Linked DNA regions of Mus musculus: region 2 is linked to region 1. A link is a loop called in an ENCODE intact Hi-C map of the cell type or tissue named here. Cell type or tissue: heart. All regions are shown on one strand. Each heading gives the region's core, and the rest is flanking DNA. Links, peaks and the distances in the headings are about the cores only.

Evidence for each region. Peaks named below come from ENCODE experiments on the same cell type or tissue, not always from the same donor. Only the 100,000 strongest peaks of a DNase experiment are listed, where the experiment ranks them.
Region 2: it touches region 1 in a loop (7-fold over the local background); 32 of 42 quality-filtered maps call a loop at or near these places.

The regions. Positions count from the first base shown.
Region 1 is chr4:132,077,473-132,082,848 of GRCm38, forward strand. No RefSeq gene overlaps it. Among named protein-coding and RNA genes, the nearest start is that of Epb41, 8.1 kb to the left of the region's middle. RefSeq lists an enhancer at 1-1,755. In heart, for the core only: a CTCF peak has its summit at 2,324 (motif pointing left); DNase peaks (open chromatin) are centred at 169, 1,099 and 2,289; H3K4me3 peaks cover 1,053 bases; H3K27ac peaks cover 1,606 bases.
Region 2 is chr4:131,975,269-131,980,644 of GRCm38, forward strand. It overlaps Epb41 (erythrocyte membrane protein band 4.1), which reads right to left. Exons shown (of 21, transcript NM_183428.3): 9 at 3,542-3,694; 10 at 270-367. Among named protein-coding and RNA genes, the nearest start is that of Tmem200b, 56 kb to the left of the region's middle. In heart, for the core only: CTCF peaks have their summits at 2,134 (motif pointing right), 2,952 (motif pointing left) and 3,153; a DNase peak (open chromatin) is centred at 2,143.

The DNA.
Region 1 (5,376 bases), core at 132-5,131:
ACAGCTTTCTTCCTCTGGAGGCTGAAGGCTCAGTTTGCTGGGGCCTGTGGGCAACTGATAAACTGGGGGGGGGGGGGGGGGAAGGGACTTGTTTGTGTCAGCCTCCCTCCCCTTCTGAGAATGCCTGAGCCTCCTTATCCTGTCAGAGCCTGGGTGCTGTCCCCAGCTTCAAGTGGGCGTGAGCTGAGCGATAAAGCGCCCAGGGAATAGATGGGGTGTGGGGGGGTGACACGTGGGCGTACATATGTGGGAACATCTGTTTCTTCAACTGAACTTTATTTAGGACTTTATGGGAAGTTAACACCCCTCCCCTCAAAAACAAAGACATGGTAGCGTACCCACAATACTAACACTTCAGTTAGTATCCTAGGCCGGAGAATCTATCTGAGGCCAGCCCGGGGCACATGAAATCCTGTCTCGAAAACAAAGCAAGCAAACAAAAAGTTAATCTCTCTGAAAGAGAGAGAAAGTGAGAGAGAGAGAGAGGGAGAGAAAGAGAGAGAGAGGGAGAGAAAGAGAGAGAGGGAGAGGGAGAGAGAGAGAGGGGAGAGAAGAGAGAGAGAGAGAATGCTCAATGCTCTGCGTCTCTAGTCATAATATTTCAGGAGGCCAAGGCTTAAGAGAGCCTTCATAGTGTCTGCTATCCTATCTCAAAACAAACAAATTTTATAAAAACAAAACACAACCTAAATAAATAAATAAACAAAATTCATAACCTGCCAGGTGGGCTGGAAAGATGGCTTATTAAGTGAAGACTCCAGCTGCCAAGCCTGAGTTCCATCCCCCAGTACCTACATAGTGGAGAGAACCAACCCCCACAAGTTGACCTCTGACCCACACACAGGGGTGGGGTGGGGGTGAAAACATTTTTAAATTAAAAAACCAGATGTAGTGGTGTACACCCACGATCCTAGCACTTAGAAGGTGGAGGCAGAAGGCTCAGGAGCTCAAGGTCAGCCTTGGCTACACACTGAATTCAAGAGGAAGCTAAGAAGCCTCCGTACAGCCCTGTCTCCAAAATACACTGAACCCTACTAGTTCAACAAGCAGAAATATTGACCAATACCCTGCTAAGTCCAAGGGTAGAAAGAGGAACTCAGCCAGGCCAAAGGCATGCTGGGAAAGAGGGAACGCAATCCTGAGGCAACCAGGCAGCCCTAATCAGCCGCAGTCTGAATCCTGCCTCTGCTTCTCGCAGGAATCATAGCCTGTTTCTTCGTCAATCAGATGATGCAACGGCTCTCACACCCTGTCTCTCTTTCCCACTGGAGCCACTGGAAGAGAAAGCATTTGTATGTTACTCTCTAAGGGGGAATGTGTGTGTGGGGGGGGGCACACCCCTGCTGTGATTCACCACGGCTCCTATGAGGACCACCCTGAACTAATGTGTACTCAGAGCTGGGAAGGCAACATGGCTCCATTGGCAGCATGAAGAATGTTTTCTGGAGGAGGTAACCTTCCAGCTAGATTTTGTAGGATGAATTTACTACATAGGGTTGGAAAAGTACATTCCATATGGAGGAGGAGCCTGGGTAAAGACTCAAAGATAGGAAAATAGTAAAAATATGCGTTCCAGGAGCAAAACACACGGGCTGGCATAGCTTTCAAACCGAAGGAGCCATGAGACCAAGGTATTGAAGTTCTCGGATGCCAGGTCCAGGCACACAAAGACAGATTTGGGGATGGCTGGGGAGTGGGACCATTCATGGTATATGGGGGGTGTGGCAGTCATTCATAGAAGGAGGCTTGGTGGTGGGTATGGGGTCAATTATCTCAGAAGGACACATTGGGAACATGGGACAAATCTCTAGAATGAGTAGGTGGGAGTTGACATAAATAGAGAAAAATGTAAGTGTTCTTTGTCCCAGGTTAGGGTTGGAATGGGGGGGGGGGTGAATAAGAGAATGGGGGTGTCCCCAGACAAATTATGTTAGTGTATCTGTAACCCTGCCACCGAACGCTTAAGAATTCTGAAAGGCCCCACCGCTCTGGTTCCTCTGGTTTTGTTGCCATGTGTGGCCGCTGTCAATCCGGCCAAGAGAATCTCTGCCCAAGGAAGAGTCCTGGGTGTTGGGAGATGCCTAGCGCCTTGTCCCCTCTTCCCTTGCTTTAGAGAGGAATAAAATGGGGCGCGTGACCTGCTCGTGAACACAGGCCCTAAGCAGCCTGAGCAGGACTTGAACACACCACCTTAATTTGCTGGGGAGCGGGAAAGATTTGACCACAGTTGGGAAAGACCTGAGATGATCACCCACGCTTTAAAAAAAAAAAAAATCCAGGTAGAAGGAAAGGTGGTGTTTGGCGCCACCTAGTGTTATAGAGCTGAGGGGGCCGAGGCACTGAGTTGAGCCGTCTCAAGACGCTCCAGGGTTAGTGCCGGCCAGCATCTCATTTATAAGTAGGGGTTATGGGAAGGGGGCTTTCAGGCAATCTGTCTTGGGTTGCATAGCCAGGTCACACAACTCGCTAAGAGTCAACAAATAAAGGACATTATCCTATTCCTTAGCTCCTCCCTAAGTGCCCTTAGTGACTTTAGCTCAGTGACAGACAGCACATGCACGGTTGACAAGGAAGAGGCTTTAAGTCTGGACGTCGTCCAGCACCACAACACTAGAGACACAGCAAGAGGCGAGACGAGCTAGGCTGGACGACTGACCAGTTAGGCAAAGTCCAGACTGTAGGGTAGGCAGCTTGTTTAGGGCCCCGTTTAAGAGAAAGAAAAAAAAAGTGACCAGGTACAGGTTCTTGTAACCCCAGAATCCAGGAGGCAGAGGCAGGAGGATCACTGCAAGTTCAAAGCCAGCCTGGTCTACCCAGCAAGTTCCAGGCCAGACAGGACTATACTGAGTCTCTTTCTCAAGCAAAGACAAAGGAGAAAAAAAAAATTCAGCCAGGCATAGTGTCTCAGGCCTGTAATCTCGGCACTTGTGGATGTGGGGGTGGGAGGACTGTCATGAAGTTAAATCAGTCTAAACTACCCTCTGAACCCCTGCACTTTCTTCCCCTAAGAAAGAGAGCAATGGACACGATGGGGCACAGACCTGTTTTTTGGTTTTTGGTTTTTGGTTTTTTTTTTTTTTTTTTTTTTTTTGCACCCGGAACACTGAGACAGAAAGATCTCAAGGCCAGCCTAAGCTACTTAGTAAGATTCTATCCTAAGTGGGTGGGTGCTGAGTGATGTCATAGTCTATAGAAAGCTTGTCTGGCAAGTTTAGGACCTGAGGGGTTTTGTTAACCTTTATTTTTATTGGGCTGGAGAGATGGCTCAGTGATTAAGAGCATTTCTTCTTCTTGTGCCAGACCTGTGTCCAATTCCTGGTAACTAATGGTGATTCACAGCCATCTGTCACTACAGGTACAGGAAATCCAACCCCCTCTTCGGAATTCTGAGGGCACCACACATACATGCAAGCAAAACACTCATACGTTATAAAATAAATCAATTTTTTAAAAGAATGCCTCTAAAATTGTAAGGGTTACAAAAGATAAATATTATAAGCCCTTAACATGTGTGGCTCAGAGTACATGAGAAACAATCAGTTATTGATGCTATTGTTACTACTAAAGAAGGGCATAGATTTGAGAGAGACACTAATATCTTCCACAAGAAATCTACAGTAGGGCTGGTGAGATGGTGAGCATTGACTGTTCTTCCAAAGGTCCTAAGTTTAAATCCCATGTGGCAGTTCACAACCATCCATAATGAGATCTGATGCCCTCTTCTGGTGTGTCTGAAAACAGCTACAGTGGACTTGCATATAATAAATGGATCTTTTTTTAAAAAGTAGTCTATAACAAAATACTAAACACTAAGCCATAAAAATACTTATTTTTATTATTTTTAATTACGTGTGGGTTTGTATGTCAGGTGCCAGCAAAATCCAGAAAACAGCATGCTGTGGGATTTGGGAATCAAACCTGGGTCCTCTGCAAGAGCAGCCAGTGCTCTTAACTGCTGAGTCACAAAACCCAATGGCTATTGCTGTTGCTGCTGCTGCTGCTGCTGCTGCTGCTGCTGCTGCTGCTGCTGCTGCTGCTGCTACAAAATGGGGTTTCTCTGTGTAGCCCTGGCTGTCCTGGAACTTTCTCTGTAGACCCGGCTGGCCTTGAACTCAGAGATCTGCCTGTCTCTGTCTCTTAAGTCCTGGAATTAAAGGCATGAAGCCACTTCCGCCTAGTGGCCAAGTTTTCTTCCTAGTACCTACATAAAAACTTGGAAGGGTGTCCTAACTGTAGATATCCAGAACTGGGAAAGCAGAGACTGACAGATCCCTGGAGCACGGCCAGCCTGACCTAACCAGCAAGCCCTTGGTCCCAGGGAGAGTTCCCTGTCTCAACAAAACAAAAACAAAGCAACAACAACAACAAAACAAAAAACAAAAACAAAACAAAACCCAACAAGATGGGGCCAGTGAAGTGGTTCATGCAACCATGCCAGCCTGGGTTCAATCTATGGTACTCAGATAAAGAGGGAAGAAGAAAACCAACTTTAAGAAGTTGTCCCCTGACTTCCACATGTGTATCAGGGCACAAGCACTAATGGTAATGCATTTTAAAATAATGTTAGAGAAACAACAAGGTCTCTGGAGGAATAGCACCTGAACTTGACCTCTGACCTCTACGTGTATGCGTATACGTGCAGAAGCCAGAGGCAGTGGGTCTCCTGGAGCTGGAGTTACAGGGTTTTTTTTAATGCTGGACATAGGACTGGAGAGAAGGCTCAGCAGTTGAGAGCACTGGCTGCTCTTCCAGAGGTCCTGAGTTCAAATCCCAGCAACTATACGGTGGCTCACAGATGATTATCTGTAATGGAATCCAATTCCCTCTTCTTTTTTTTTTTAATTAGGTATTTTCTTCATTTACATTTCCAATGCTATCCCAAAAGTCCTCCATACCCTCCCCCCACTCCCCTTCTTGGCCCTGGCGTTCCCCTGTACTGAGGCATATAAAGTTTGCAAGACCAATGGGCCTCTCTTTCCAATGATGGCCAACTAGGCCATCTTCTGATACATATGCAGCTAGAGACACGAGCTCTGGGGGTACTGGTTAGTTCATAATGTTGTTCTACCTATAGGGTTGCAGATCCCTTTAGCTCCTTGGGTAATTTCTCTAGCTCCACCATTGGGGGCTCTGTGTTCCATCCAATAGCTGACTGTGAGCATCCACTTCTGTGTGTGTTTCCCTCTTCTGGTGTGCTTGAAAGTAGAGCACTAGCATACATTAAATAAATAAATAAATACATCTTTTTTTTTTTTTTTTTTTAAAGATGCCCGATATACGTGCTGGAAACACTGGCAACAGATCTCATAAACCTCAAGCCAAGGTCCTTCCTGGGACCCATGAAAATGTAGGTCAAGTATTGAAGAGATTCTGAAG
Region 2 (5,376 bases), core at 171-5,170, 100 kb before region 1:
AGCAACCAGAGCCCCAGGCAAACACTGGGTCTCACTCTTTACTTCCGCTGTTCTTTTTACAGTGCATGGAAAGGCACCGTGGGAATGCTGAGCCATGCTTTCCAGCCAAAAGAGGAAGAACCGGGTTCGCATTGTCTTGATTAAGTTGCTCTTGCCTGAGCTAAATAAAATGCCAGCTCCACAGAGATGATAATTTCAATAACAGATTCAAAATAGAAGCAGGCACAAATAACATATCCTTGGGAAAGAAATACTTGAGCAGAAAATACCTGAAGAACGTGTGATGCTCCACACAGACCTTCCATAGTTTCTTGGCCGCTCGATAACTGGGGAGCTTGAAGCCGATGGTACTTTCATAATGTTCTTGCTATAGAGGGGCAAATAAACATAAAATATAAATACTATTCAATCAGAGTGACACAGAGCCTGAGAAACAGGATACCATCGAAGAGATACCACACAAACAATGTCTGGGGGTTGGCGAGATGGCTCAGTGGTTCCAGAGGACTGAGGTTCAATTCCTAGAACCCACATGGTGGCTCACAACCATCTATTACCACCGCACCACCATCTGCTCCCAAGGGACCCAACACCTTCTTCTGACCTCCATGGGTACCAGGCATGCATGTGATGCAGACACACATGCAGGCAAAACATACACACACACAATATTTTTTAAATTAAAAAAAACATATTAATATTTTTTCTTATTAAAAGAAATTTGCTCAGCAATGGAGGTTTTGTCCAAAGTAATAAGGTCAGGAAGAAGGTCTTCTATTACTTATACATCCTAATTTTTAGAACACACACAGTATGCAGGTACTGCCCTGAGACACACTTTAGTCAACCTTTGACTGTCTAAAGCTGCTTTTTGTTAGTCACAGACCTGCATTTGTAATTATAGATTACTCAGTAATCAGGGAATGAGACATCCCATAATTGCTCCAGCCTACCACTATTATTACACAATAGAAATTAGTATTGGGAACTAAACATTTGTCTCAAACCAGATGACTGTTTTTTGTTTTTTTTTTTTTTTAAAGCAGGGTCTCCCTACGTTGCCCTGGCTTGTCTGGCTATGTAAAGCACAGAGCTCTGGAATTAAGGTGTGTGCCTCCTTCTCCAGCCCAGATTCTTTTAATTTTTAAAACTGACACACACTGACTTGTTGAGAATGACTGGTGTGTGCATATGTTGCAGAATACCAAACGAGGCTACCTGGTCTCTGGACTAACTCATGAGTCTTTTAAGAATACTTAAAAGTCATCCTGTTGGCCATATGGGAAGAGTCAGTGCTGAAGACGAAAGCCCGGCCTTACACTTGCTAGTGTACCTCTCAGCAACCCTCCTGTAACCCGCAGTCACCACGGTGGACAGCGAGTCTCTGCGACTTACTTCCTCCTCCTGCCAGGCCTACTAGAAATCCATCTATTTCTATGCCTTCGGTCTGCCTCTGTTTCCACCTCAAGCACACTTTGTAAGACGGAAAAGGAAACAGGTTTGTTTGCATGCTCTTATTTCTAGCAATGGTCCTTCTATATCTAAGTATAATTTTACACATGGAGACACTGAGGTCAGAGAAATTATCTGCTCAGTCAGCTATGAGATGGCACAGCCCTCTGAAATAGTCATGGCACCTCACTTTTCAGAATCCTGCTGGTCTCAGCTGATTTGAGGAAGAACTGTGTATTTTCACATATATTGGATAGCTAAGACTTCAAGCCGAAGACTTCTCATAGCATTTATTATATTTCTTTCTGTGTATGTACTTATTTCTGCCTTCCTATATTAAAATGCAAGCTGGCTGAAGAATAGCATTCTTTTACTTACTTTTATATTTCTAGACCCTAGAATAGTCACTGACACAAAGAACCTGTTTAATAAACATTTTGTGGCGTGCATGCCTTTCAATGTCAACACTAGAGTCAGGGCAAGCAGATCTTTTTGACTTCCAGGCCACACTGAGGGGCTGCATACAGAGACCCTGTCTCAAAAGCTTCTTTCTTGTTAAGAGTCGTGGATTTGAAACTCGGAGGGAAGATACTGATAGGTGCTTGCACAAACAAATGAGTATGGAATGAAACAGTGCTTCAAGGCACAGCCAGTACTTCCAGGCTGAGGCAGTACCACTGTTGACCAGCAGATGGTGATACACACACACGACGCCACCTCAGGTCAGCCTGGGCTTCTCTGGGACAGAAAAGTTACTATCTCTCATGAATATAAGGACACTCAGCTTCTGATCTTTCCAGACTCACTTCTCTAGGAAGTGGTAGAGAAGAATTTAGAGCTTTTTAAAAAATGCCCTGGGTAGGAAATAATTTAGTGGCTAAAAGCACATACTGCTCTCACACAGGATTTAAGTTCAGTTCCCACCACCTACATCAATCCCCAGAATCAACATGGTAGAATGAAAAAACCTCCATGTTGTCCTCAGCCACTGCGACATGTACTTGTTCATTATTGTATAAAGTTACCAGAAGAGATCTGACAGAAAAAAAGCTCCAGCTCCAGGGCAGTCAATGTCTCTCATGTCCTGAGACACCTATACTCATGTGCACATACCCAGACACATAGCTCCCTAAACAAACACACACACACACACACACACACACACACACACACAACATACAACACACACACACACACATACAAACACACACAGACAGACACACACACCACATACACACACCACAGAGACAACACAAACACAACACATATGCAATACACACACATAAAACACACAAAAACACACAACATATACAACACCCACAACACACACACACACACACACACACACACAAAATCTTCAGGACATTGAAAGCTACATAGACAGACCTCTGTAAAAAACAAAACAAGGGCTAGAGAGATGGCTCAGCGGTTAAGAGCACTGACTGCTCTTCCAGAGGTCCTGAGTTCAAATCTCAGCAACCACATGGTGGCTTACAACCATCTGTAATGGGATCTGATGCCCTCTTCTGGTGAGTCTGAAGACAGCTATAGTATATTTACATAAAATAAATAAATAAATCATATATATATGTATGTATGTATATATATGTGTGTATATATATATATATATATATATATACCAAAAGAAAAATAATAAGGATTTATGTTTAAAAAAAACAGTAACTTTAAAAAAATGAACTCCTATTTAAACAATTTTCTGTTGTACAATGATAGCTTCTTTATATAAAAGCTAAAATTATGTGGGTATATCCTGAAATGTGACCACCAATTTGGGAGGTTGACTTGTTTACTTCTGTTTAGTAGGTGTTAGAGACAGGTCTCACGTGGCCCGACTTGGAAGTTCTGCTCCCCCTTCTCCGTCTCCCAAGTGCTAGGATTAGCTGCAGGAGGCCTCCTCAGATGGCAGGTTTTCCTACGTATCTCAGGCTCACCCTGAACTTGCAATTCTCCTCCTGCTTCAGCCCCCGACTACAAGTCCGGAGATTACAAGCATTTGCTACCGTGTCCCGCTACAAGGGATGTTTCAGTCCATGTTTGGTTTGAGTGAAAAGAAATTTAAGTTATGTACCTCTCCAGGCCGGATCTTGATGAAGAAGCTGCTGCGTTTGTAAGAAATCTTTAGCACTTTGGGCCAAGGAAAGCGGTTAATTCTCAACTTGTCTTTGTAAACCAGAAGGCCGCTGGAGCAGACGCCGAGAATAATGTCCACTCCCTCCAAGTCCTGAAAGACAAGCAGCGTCATCCTCAGCACATTATTGGCTATTATTAAATAACCCAGCGAGATCAGCAACCAGAACCTGTCACAAAGCAATTGGTAAAAAACAAAAAACAGCATCCACTGGCATGCTGTCTAAGTCAGAGACAGCCTCAGTAACCCAGCTAGGTGTCAAGGCATGAGTTACCGCTATTAGGCCAGTGAGATGCCCAGCAGATAAAGGTGTTTGCTACCAAGCCTACAACCTGAGTTACATCCCCAGAATCTACATGGCTGGCATGAAAAACTCCCACACTGTCCTTGGATCTCCACACCCACTGTGACGTGCACATGTTCATTATTGCATGAAGTTAGCATAAGAGATCTGACAGTAAAAATTTGATGTTAAGTATATTAAATTTTAAGTACTATTCCTAAGCCCAGAAAGAACACTATAGAAAATGGCATTATATTAATGTACCTAATTATTAAGAAAAAATTAAAATATTAATCACCACATAACTTAAGAAAAGCAAACTACACCTGAATTAATCATGACTATTTATCTAGTTATCAAACCCAAATGCTTCCAAAATTAAATGCTTCTTGACTTCTTTTTCCTAAAAATGACTATAGAGAAAATTATTAGCACCTAAATGTATTAATATAAGAATTACAGAAATAAATCACACACAGCTTCAATTCAATGACTGAGATCTTACCAGAAGATGCCCTTTTATGTTCTTAAAGCCCACAGTTTACAACCATCTTTCTCTTTTTTAAAAATTTAAAAAACTTAGTTAAATATTTGTGGGCTCATACCTGCCACAATGTAAGTTAATCATGTGTGGGCTCATACCTGCCACAAGTACTTATGGAGGTCGGAGGACAACCTGCAGGAGTTGCTCTCCTACCACATGGGTCTTGGAGATCAAACAGCTCACCAGGTTTCGTACCAGTGCACTGAATCAGGCTGTCAGCTTCCTTTCTCTTTTGCTGACGTTATTTGAAGGAACACTTTGTTTTGCAGCATTTAGGAAAGGCGCACGCTATCTGACTCCATCCACTTCTGACACCAGCCTCCATCAGGAGACAAGACGTAAACAGAACAGACTTGTCATGGAAGTGCTCCTGAGCCGAGGTTCTGATGTCCTAACAGCATGTGACAGGGTCATGGAAACCGCTGTCCAGTGCAGAACGATCCAGAGCACAGCGATGGCTCCAGAAAGCCAAGTGTGCAATGAAATTTTACCAAATGAACAGAACCTAAACATGAACTCATAAGACATTCAGGCAAGGAGAATCCTGAAAATTATCCACGGGTCCAAGAGAGACCAGATGCTTGAACGTCTGTTTCTAAGTTTCTACCAGTGAGTTTTCTGAGTATTCGAGGATAAATAAGAGCGAAAGAGCTTTAGTTCATCATCCTCTGAGATAAGCCTATCACATCTTTGAAGAACTTTACTAAACAACTTGTCATATTGAGCTAAATAGTAGATTTCCCTGTAGTTTCCATAGATATAGTTTCTATTTTTCTAGCTCTGGGTTTATGCCTGGACTCCATGATAAAAATCTCTTCAGTTTTAATTTTTTATTTATTTGAAACAGGGTCTTATGTAACCCAGGCTATCCTGAAATTCCCCATTTAGCTAGGAATGATACTGATCTTCTGATCCTCCTGCCTCTACTTCCCAAGGGCTGGGATTATA